Linked DNA regions of Homo sapiens: region 2 is linked to region 1. Evidence: read pairs that join two places in POLR2A ChIA-PET (ENCODE). Cell type or tissue: Panc1. All regions are shown on one strand. Each heading gives the region's core, and the rest is flanking DNA. Links, peaks and the distances in the headings are about the cores only.

What was found. Peaks named below come from ENCODE experiments on the same cell type or tissue, not always from the same donor. Only the 100,000 strongest peaks of a DNase experiment are listed, where the experiment ranks them.
Region 2: POLR2A ChIA-PET joins it to region 1 with 22 read pairs; 2 of 35 experiments call an interaction of 5 or more read pairs at or near these places.

The regions. Positions count from the first base shown.
Region 1 is chr17:61,177,736-61,183,120 of GRCh38, reverse strand. All of the region lies in intron 22 of BCAS3 (BCAS3 microtubule associated cell migration factor), which reads right to left. Among named protein-coding and RNA genes, the nearest start is that of BCAS3-AS1, 44 kb to the right of the region's middle. In Panc1, for the core only: no CTCF peak of the experiment used is centred there; no DNase peak of the experiment used is centred there; H3K27ac peaks cover 1,903 bases.
Region 2 is chr17:61,238,491-61,243,875 of GRCh38, reverse strand. All of the region lies in intron 22 of BCAS3 (BCAS3 microtubule associated cell migration factor), which reads right to left. Among named protein-coding and RNA genes, the nearest start is that of BCAS3-AS1, 110 kb to the right of the region's middle. In Panc1, for the core only: no CTCF peak of the experiment used is centred there; no DNase peak of the experiment used is centred there; H3K27ac peaks cover 3,213 bases.

The DNA.
Region 1 (5,385 bases), core at 67-5,066:
AAAAAATGATTTTCAATATTGGGAGGAAGAATAGGAGGATCCTGAAAGAAGGTTCTTCTATTAAGGAAATATTTCCTTAAACAACTTAAGAATCAGCATGGACACACAGGAGATATCAGTTCATTAAAACAAAGACAAAACAACAACTGTGTTTTCCTCTAAAACAACACTGAAAGTAACAGGGAAGTCATTCAGCACATAGCCCACAAATTCAAGTGAAGATAAAGGCAAAGAAGGCTCAGTGAAAAGGGGCCCACGGCCACAAGAACAAAGTGCTGACATAGTCCACAACACTCTACATTCGACAACATGGATGAGTCTCAAAAACATTAGGCCAGCAAGCCAGCCTCAAAAGACTACGTATTGTATGTTTCCATTTACATGACATGTCCAGAATGACAAATACATAGAGACAGAAATTAGATCAATGACTGCGTAGGGTTGGGGAGTGTGAGCTCCTATTAAGGAGCATATGGGAACACAGGGTAATAGGAATATTCTAAAACTCCGTTGTGGTGTTGGATGCATAACTCTGTAAATTTACTAAGAAATCATTAAATTGTATACTTACCATGGATGAATTGTATTGTATGTAAATTATACCTAAATAAGGCTGTTAAAATAAAAATAACCAGCAAAGAGTAGGATTAGGGAGATAAGGATAAGACAAGCTTGGTTATTTATTGATAATTATTGAAGATGGGTGATGGCTAGTGGGGTTTTTTTAAGCTATTCTTTCTCCTTCTGCCTATGTTTAAAATTTTTCAAAATAAGAAGTTAAAAAAAACCGTTATCACAAACTCATAGTCCACACTCTTCCACTACCGTTAATAAACAACTAGCTAAAAATGGTTTAGATGCCTCTCAAAAATGGTGGGATGCTTTCACAAAATTTAGAATATCTGGATACTATGAGACAGCATTTTTAATCTCAAGCATAAAGCAATGGCCACATATGGTGGCTCATGCCTACAATCCTAGCACCTTGAGAAGCCAAAGTGGGAGGATCACTTGAGGCCAGGAGTTTGAGACCAACAGGGCAAAACAGTAGGACCTCATCTCAACAAAAATTTTAAAAAATTAGCCAGGTGTAGTGGTGCACACCTGTAGTCCCAGCTACAAGGCAGGCTGAGGTGGGAAGATCCCTTGAGCCCAAGAGGTTGAGGGTGCAATGAGCTAGAATCATGACGCTGCACTCCAGCCTGGGCAGCGGAGTGAGACCGTGTCTCAAGATTAAAAAAAAAAAGAAGGAAAAAGCAAGACTTTTGGTATTAGAAATAAAATATTAAGCAACTAAAAAGTTTCCAACCTCTGCTGTCATATCATGTACTTCAACTCAAGAATAAAGGCAAACTTAGTTACAGCAGACAATGAAAAAAATCATGGTGGAGCTTCTATTTATTTTGATTTTAGAGTTGACTCTTATCATCCAGTGTATCTCTATATGTAGATGATCAGAGTAACAGAAGCAAAATATCTTCACTACATCAATTACTGTCTGCTTTCTCAGCATTTGGCAACTCAGAAAGAAACACCAATTAGTGGATATTTTCTTCAAAAGACAAAAGAAATGACCAGACTATCAAAGGGAAATGATTAAAATAGTCAAGCTCTTTGGCTGGGTTACTACACAAAAGACTGTTTCTGGGTGTATTGGTCCATAAATGGTCAAGCAAAGGTTCAAAGATAATATCACCTCCAGCAATAAATCACTTCTCAGTTCTCTGAGTGGCTATCAGAATTATTTCATGGCAACTCCATACTTTGCTCTGATCTGATTAAAATCCTACATTTAACCACTACCAGTAGGTCTTCACAGTTTCAGGCCTTAGCATGTAAGCATGGGCTTAGGCAAGGAACGAATCATCTTGTTCCTCACCAGTCATACCAATTAATTAATTAAACTGTTTGTTTGCTCTTTTGCCCAGGATGGAGTGCAGTGGTGCTATTACAGCTCAATGCAGCCTCGAGTTCCTAGGGTCAAGTGATCCTCCCAGCTCCTGAGTAGCTGAGACTACAGGCGTGTGCCACCATTCTGGGCTAATTTTTTTTTATTTTAATTTTTTGCAGAGACAGGTTCTCACTTTGTTGCCCAGGCTGGTCTCGAACTCTTGGGCTCAAGTGATCCCCCCACCCCAGCCTCCCAAAGTGCTAAGATTACAGGTGTGAGCCATCGTGCCTGACCTTAGATCCTTTTTAAATCAAACTGCTATAATCCATCAGGGACTATTCTAACTAGGGATGCAATGACAAAAGATAAGACCCTGTCCTCATGAAGCTTATATTCTATTCTCAGGCTCTACATGGTTGTCTTATTTCCCCCTCATTTCAAGTGCTACATGGCTAGGATAACTTTATTCTGTGCCTACAGCACAAAGCCTACTGCAGATAGTGCCATATGCCATCTAAGCTGCTGCTTTATGTTCCACTGTGCAGACACGAAGCATGGGACTGATGCTCCTCAGACAGGTAGCAAGCTTCTGCCATCACATGCTATCTAAGTGCCTCATTTGCTATTGGGTCCTCTGAGTTGTTTCCTCATATTTGTAGGGAACCTGTCCTTCAGGTGACCTGACGGTCAAGTCTGGATGTGCAGTCTACTACTTACCCTGAGGCAAGGGAGAATTTTCATTATTTCTTTCATATCCTCTGACAACACTGGGCCAGAATTTTAGCCAAATTATTTCTACCCAGTGGCTCCCAGTTTAACAGTACATTGGCTTAGAGTTTATTTATTACAGCTTGTTGGCTGAATAGTTTAATCTCTTATCTGTGGCCATAATCATTTTCCTGTCTTGGTTTATCTTCCAAGATTTTTTTAAGTGAAATAATACATCATTATCTGAGACTTCTCATTAGAATGAGAAAAGAATATTAGAAAGCTCTTGGGATTAATATAAAAATGTACGACAGCTTCTCTGAGCTTTTAATCGGTCCTTCATAACAAGTCCCTTACACTAATGACTTAATGATGTTTGGCAAAATGGTGCACTCAATCTGGTCTCGGACTCCAAAATATCTCAATACCAGGAATTAATTACATAGAAACTCTGTGTATGTGTCTCTAACAAAAAGTCCCAGGTCGCTACAGCTTGCAGATATATTTTTATGAAACAGCTCAGAGAATACAAAGGACTCTCCATTATAAACGACTGAATATCCTGCTGAAAGTGTCTCAAGTGAGTGCTTCTAGATGATGCCACTAGGCCTATAACAAATTGGGCTGCCAAAAAAAAAAAAAAAAAAGAGAGAGAGAGAGAAAAACAGTGATATTTTACCAGTAGTTTTCTAGTAAGGACAGACATCCCCTCCTCTCTCTGGAGTTCATAAGGTTATCCTTGTGTTAATGACCACACACAGCAGACAGATTCGGTCTTTCTGCTTTTCTTTCTTATAGAATGATTTCCCTAAAGCCAATGTTGGGCAAAATGCCACTAATACCACCATAAAGCCCCTGCAGTGCTTGAAGGGAGAGGCAAGAGATAGAGGGTTAGGAGGTAATCAAGCTTACAGATTAAGCCTTAGTAAAGCTACAAGATGAGCACAGCTCTTGGTGTTTATTAACTCTTCTAGTACTGAACACTACTCCTCCCCCACCTCATGGCACAAAACACAAAGGTCTTTTCATCAATGGGCCTCAAAGGCAGGCCTGCAAGCTCCAAGAATAGCCTGTCTACTGGGGCTTTCTTTGGTGTCCAATATAGTCAGGCAACAGTTCTTACTTTTCCACATGACGCTAAAATTATCCATGACTGCAGACAATGAAATTTTTCTATCCATGCACTGACATCTGTGAGGGCCAAGTATTGAAAGGTACTGTATTGTAGATTAAAAAAAAAAAAAAAAAGGCTTTTTCTTTGACAATAGGAGTCTGGAATAGGAAAAACTTAAAATAAGAACAAAAACAAAAATTCAATTTTAAGGGCAAAGAAAAACAAGTTTGATTAAAATTAAATAGCTGTTTCTAGCAAGACCTTCTCTACTAATCTACCTGGGTGTAAGTTTTCTAAGGATTGAGTATTTTTTTTTAATAAAAAATGCTAATGTTAGGCTGACGGCCCAATTTACCTAGCAATGCCATTTCCAGTCACTTGGTGCATTAAACTAGATCCAATAACTCCTTCCCACCTCCTGAATTCCTCAACCCAAGCCCAGGAAAACATCGTATCATTTTTTAGACTGTAATAATTAATTACAGAACTTCTGTAATAAACCGATGCTCATTACTTTGCAAAGCTCCAGCGTCTTCATATAGGGTACGTAAACTTCATTTGTTCTTTCCACATTTTGACATCTTAAAGGCTACACCCAGGGTGTTAAATTTGGGGGTACTAATTCCTGAGGAATATTTATTTGATTTTAAGCCATGAAAAATTTCCCACCTCTATTTGATAAATTATATTCCTTTACCCTCACAACTTAAAAGTTATGTCAATTACCCAGCTGAACAAAAACAATTTTATATTATACATTTGTATTGTAACATTGTTAAATGAATTAGATAACAATGACTACTGGCTTCCCAATCATAATTTGAGACAGATAAATCTGTACTTTATTGATAGCAGAAGCAGATAGCCCTAATCACTAAACACCAGCACAATCTGGTTTCTGTAGGATAATGACCCATCTCTATATTCATAACAACAATCTCATTCATCATAATTCACATTAAAAAAAGAAGAATAACTCTAGTCAAGCTAATGGAAGAAACGTGTGAAAAGTGATTGGATGGGTAAAACTCTGTATGCAGCTGGAGAGTCCTAATTGATTATATTGTGCTGCAACTAAGCCTTCTGCTTGTACATCAGATCTTTATCTAACTACATTTCAATTGATTTTCACTGATAGTCTTCTTTTTTATGTCTAAGGTTTAAAGTACTAAACTAATAAAAGGATAAAAGACTTTGTAATACAGATTTCAAAATATAATGTCCAAGCAGGACGTCCATGGAATAAGAGGGCAGATTGAATGTATACAGCCCACCCAACCAGAACCTGTGAATTTTAATTTAAAATAAAGAAAGAGATTGGGATTAAAGTCTGTATTTGAAGAGTCTGAAGCAAAACACCAACTCAAACATTCAAAGATACAAGTGTCTAATTTTTTTATGATAGAATGTAGAGATGTAGGACAAAAGATTACCCATTTAGTAGCTATAGTATATAGTCTTATGTAATGTACATATTCAATGTTTAGTCCAAAATCAAAATGCCATGAATTTAGCTCTCTCATTAAATAATGATGGGTTTGGAAACAAGTCAGGTGCAACAGATAGACACTATGTAACTTCCACTTAAAAGACCTACTAAATTAATTGGTATACATAATCTCAAAATAGCACTGCTGAACAGAATATAGAATGAGGGTATAAACTTCCATCC
Region 2 (5,385 bases), core at 192-5,191, 61 kb before region 1:
AGTTTGAGGCTGCAGAGACCTATGGTCATACCAGCGCACTCCAGCCTGGTTGACAGAGCAGATTCCAACTCTTTAGGAAAGAACCAAAACACTCATCCCTCAACTACATAAAATAGTTATAAGTTATTATTTTCCCTGAAGTCTCTAGCAGTCACTTCGTCCATGATGGATATTTCTGGCAGGGAACTGTGCTACATGAAGGAAGTGAATGAAAGTCCTGAAAATCAGGATAATGGTGATTACCCTTGATTCAATCAAACTGTACTCAATTCTAAGTCTTCTTATACTGTCTTTATATTTTCTTGAGACACACTTATGACATTCCTCAAAAAATTAAAAATAAAACCACCATATGACCCAGCAGTCCCACTGCTGGGTGTATATATCAAAAGGAACTGAAATGTGGATCTCGAAGAGGTATCTCCACTTCACTGTATGGAACGTTCACTGTAGCATTATGCACAATAGTCAAGATGTAGAAGCAAACTAAATGTCCATCCATGAATGAATGGATAAAGAAAATATAGTATATAGACACAATGGAATATTACTCAGCTTTAAATAAGAAAGAGATTCTGCCAGAGCAGCAGGTAACTTTTGGAGGTGATGGATAGGTATATACGTATCTCCATACTCATCACAGTGTAGACATTAAATGTGTATAGCAGTAGGGCGCAGTGGCTCATGCCTGTAATCCCAGCACTTTGGGAGGCCGTGGCGGGCGGATCACGAGGTCAGGAGATGGAGGCCATCTTGGCCAACATGGTGAAACCCCATCTCTACTAAAAATACAAAAATTAGATGGGTGTGGTGGTGCGCGCCTGTAGTCCCAGCTACTTGGGAGGCTGAGGCAGGAGAATTGCTTGAACCCAAGAGGCAGAGGTTGCAGTGAGCCGAGATCGCACCATTGCACTCCAACCTGGTGACATGGTGACAGAGCAAGACTCCGTCTCAAAAAAAAAAAAAGTGTATAGCTTTTTGTATGTCAATCATATCTCAATAAAGTTTTTTGGGTTTTTTTGTTTTTTTTTAAAGAATTCCATTTGGAAGAAATTGGTGTTAATTCATGAAGGCAGTGAAGGAGGCAATAATCTTTAGAGAACTGTGATAAGCTGTGATCACTATTACTTCAATTCAACATTGGCTCAGAAAAAGAATAAACTTATGTAAGCAAAAACAAGGCTGACTGGTAGAAGATAGGCTCTGGACATATATTTTCCCTTAGCTTCTTAAATTCCAGACTCTTTGAATCTTATGAGATTTTAACCACAGGTTCTGCCATAGCTTTTTGCAAATTTGCATTCAGTGATGTCCTTCTAAATGGGAGAAGGGTCTAGGCATCACAGGCGGGTCTTGTCACGTCTAAAGGATCTCATATGAAGGGAGGAGGGCTACACTCTATGCCTAGCAACATTAACCAAACGTGTATTTGGTCTAAAATAGACTTCCAAGTTACTCAAACCTCACTATAAATATGTGTTTTAAGGTACTGTGAGACTTGTCAAAGGGCTAACCAGCACACATCTCAAGGTCTCCTTTAGGTCAGACCCTGATATTTACACTGTCTTCCTGATGTTTGGATTTTTTTTTTTTTTTTTTGAGACAGAGTTTCACATTTGCTGCCCAGGATGGAGTGCAATGGTGCAATCCTGGCTCACTGCAACCTCCACCTTCCAGGTTCAAGCAATTCTCTTGCCTCAGCCTCCTGAGTAGCTGGGATTACTGGCATGCGCCACCACGCCCAGTTAATTTTGTATTTTTAGTAGAGACGGGGTTTCTCCATGTTGGTCAGGCTGGTTTCGAATTCCCAACCTCAGGTGATCTGCCCGCCTCGGCCTCCCAAAGTGCTGGAATTACAGGTGTGAGCCACCACACCCAGCCAATGTTTGGATTCTTTACCTTGGATAACAAGAGCCATTTCTGGTCCCAGATATACTTAACACTGAGAAATGATTCCTCTTTAGTAAACAACAAACAAACAAGAAAAAACCTGAATATTATACTATTATGAAAGCTCTCAGATTTCTCAGAAACATTTAACATTTATTCAACAAAATTTTATTTTACATGTTAAATGATGTTAGTAGAGAAAAAATAGGTAAGTACATTTTTTAGACTCATTTTACCTCCAAACTATTATTCTTATTATTATTTTTTGAGATGGAGTCTCCCTCTGTTGCCCAGGCTGGAGTGCACTGGCACGATCTCGGCTCACTGCAAGCTCTGGCTCCTGGGTTCACGCCATTTTCCTGCCTCATCCTCCCGAGTAGCTGGGACTACAGGCACCCGCCACCACGGCCGGCTAATTTTTTTTTGTAATTTTTTTTTAGTAGAGGTGGGGTTTCACCGTGTTAGCGAGGATGGTCTTGATCTCCTGACCTCGTGATCCGCCTGCCTCGGCCTCCCAAAGTGTTGGGATTACAGGGGTGAGCCACTGCGCAGGCCCAAACTATTATTTTATTAAGCTTATTTACTTTGACTTCTCTTTCATCATTAGCATAAACAGTTGGCTAAGGTGTGTGTGTTTTAAGTCACAAGATGAAACAAGCAGAGGACAACAGAGCCAAAGGAAGACGTGGGTACTTGGTGGTAAACAGGCTCACTCACTAGCTTCATCACTTGCTAAGCTAAATACCAACCTACAAATTCGTAGTAATAACAGAGTCCTCACTGACTTTTGCAATCACATTCAAATAGTCAAGCCTCTAATATTAAATCCACATATTCAGTGTGCCCACTATATGAGGGTCCCCCAAAGAAAGCTTAACTGTATTGTAATTGCTATTCAGAGTCTTTTGAAGGGTAAGTGATGGAGAGTGAGAACTGAGGGGGCGGAAGCTCTAGAAGGTTTCTCATGGCAAAAATCCTGTCATGCCCAAACAAGAGAAAGCTCCCCAGTAAGAGTGGCATATTGAAATCTAATCAAAAGCCTAAACTATTTTTGTCTTTGATTTCATCAAATCATTCTAAGAATAACAGCCCTTGGTACCTTTTAAAAATGCTTCTTTTCGGGAAGAAAGTTTTAGTTAAGATATACTTCTGTGTGTCTGAGATCAATTTAAAAGAAATGGACCCTTTAGTTATAGGGCTCAATGATATAGGTAAATGAATCTGTTCTAGTGAATAACATAAAATCTGTTTTAAACTTTTTAGTGTATGTGTGCTAAGGCTGATAAGTCTCAGATAAATGTCAGCTACACTTGTTCCTTTTTATTATTTATTTATTGAGATGGAGTCTCTGTTGCCTAGGCTGGAGTGCAGTGGCACAATCTCAGCTCACTGCAACCTCTGCTTCCTGAGTTCAAGCGATTCTCCTGCCTCAGCCTCCAGAGTAGCTGGGATTACAGGCGTGCGCCACCACGCCTGGCTATTTTTTTTTGTATTTTTAGTAGAGATGGGGTTTCACCATGTTGGCCAGGCTGGTCTCAAACTCCTGGCCTCAAGTGATCCACCCGCCTTAGCCTCCCAAAGTGCTGGGGTTACAGGTGTGACCCACTGTGCTTGGCCCCACTTGTTCCTTTTTAATATCATGGTATAGTGAAAAGAATATGGACCTTGGAATCAGAGAAACCTGAGTTCAAAGCCTGTCCCTACCACTTATCTTCTCTTAGGCTGTTTTTGAATCTGTGAAATAAAAATACTATTCTACCCGCCAGGATGGTTGTAAGTAGAAGAAATTATGTCTGTAGAGTGCCTAGAGGAGTGCCTATGATAGAGCAGGCATTCAATAAATGGTAGCTCCTCCTCCTGCTGCTGCTGCTGCTGCTGTTGAGACAGCATGGTTACAGATCTCAAACATCTACAAGATGCTTTTCTCTTCACCAAAACACCTGTCACCAGGAGAATGTAAATGCCCACACAGAAAACCCCAATCAAAATATTTTTATCACACATATATTTAACATTCAAGTGCAGAACTTTTAGGGCTGAGAACTTCCAACACAACAATTATGGCTTCACATACCTGAGTGTTCTTTTAAAAAAATATATTCACATTTAAAAGGTCAAGTTGTAAAGCCATTTGATTAAAATAGTAATAAAAAAGTAAACATTAACTCACAATTTCTCCTTTGGTCTTTACTATTCCAACTGGTATCAACTCCAGAATAAGTTGCACCTTAAGACATTTTAGGATTATCTTGATTAAAATCTTTAAGTTCTTAATTTTAAGTAGGAAAAAACTAATCTCTGAAAGCCAACTTTAATACTTTTAGCATGATCTAGATCTTAACAGTTGCATGTTATCCTCTGCTACTCCTAAAACATTAACACATTGAAACATGATCACTCAGAGTAAATGAAGTTCTCTTTTTATATTAATCTTGGAGCCACTGATAAAATGCAAATGATTAACGTCAGAAAGAAAGAATTACTCATCACTAGACCAAATTTCCAAAAGCTTCATAAGTTACAGAAAGCGTTCACAAAGGTTTCAGAACTATCTGCTAGAGGCTTTGCAAATTGAATTAAAAACAAAACAAAAAACCCCAAAACAAAAAGCTGAAAATCTGTAGAGCTAATCATTATTTCAAACTCAGGCTTTCCTCTTGGATATATAACTATCTTTGATGGTACTGCTATAAAAACTAAGATCTTCTCTTCAAATCTGATATGCAGAGAATCTGTTCTAACCCAAACTAAATAAAGATGTTGGTGCCAATCAACTCCTACTATCTATACTATGGTAACCTGCTATTTTATTCCTTTTTGCTTTTGCATTTCAAAAATGAGCTCACTAAATCAGTACCTGATTGTCTCCTGAGAACTGTGAATGCCAACCTACCTGGCACACCTAGGAAAAACTGGCTCAAAGGTATGCTATATTGCTTCTATTGCTAAAAATATACACGAACAAATTAAAAAAATCTTAGGTACCCAAGCATTTTGGACTTCTGTTTGCTTGTCTGGACTATCTGCAATATCCATTTCGATTTTTGCTATTTCTAGCCATGAAGCCATCACAGGAGGTTAGCCTCAGGGCCCTGAGAGGAAATTTGGCTTCCACCTCTGGGACACACGTTTCAGTGCTTATGTCTGACTGACCCTGCCAATCACCCCTCCCAGAAGCCACAAGCCTGGCTTACAATAACAGAGTATATCAAAGAGGACAGGAAAGAAAACAAGACAGCAGCAGGGTCAGCAGAGGATAAGAATACGGTGAAGACACCCCGTGGAAACTGGGAAATGGAGAGCCATACACCAATGGTAGCAAATGTGTCGCTCAGAAAAAGCAAGGCCATAAAGACATAAGACCTGCCAAAGCCAGCTCTGCACTACCATAAATCACTGTCAGAAATAGCTATGAGGGCAGATTATCTCATTATGATGGAATTGGTCAAGCAGAAATACTCTTGTGCCTGGGTGTGGTGGCTCACAACTGTAATC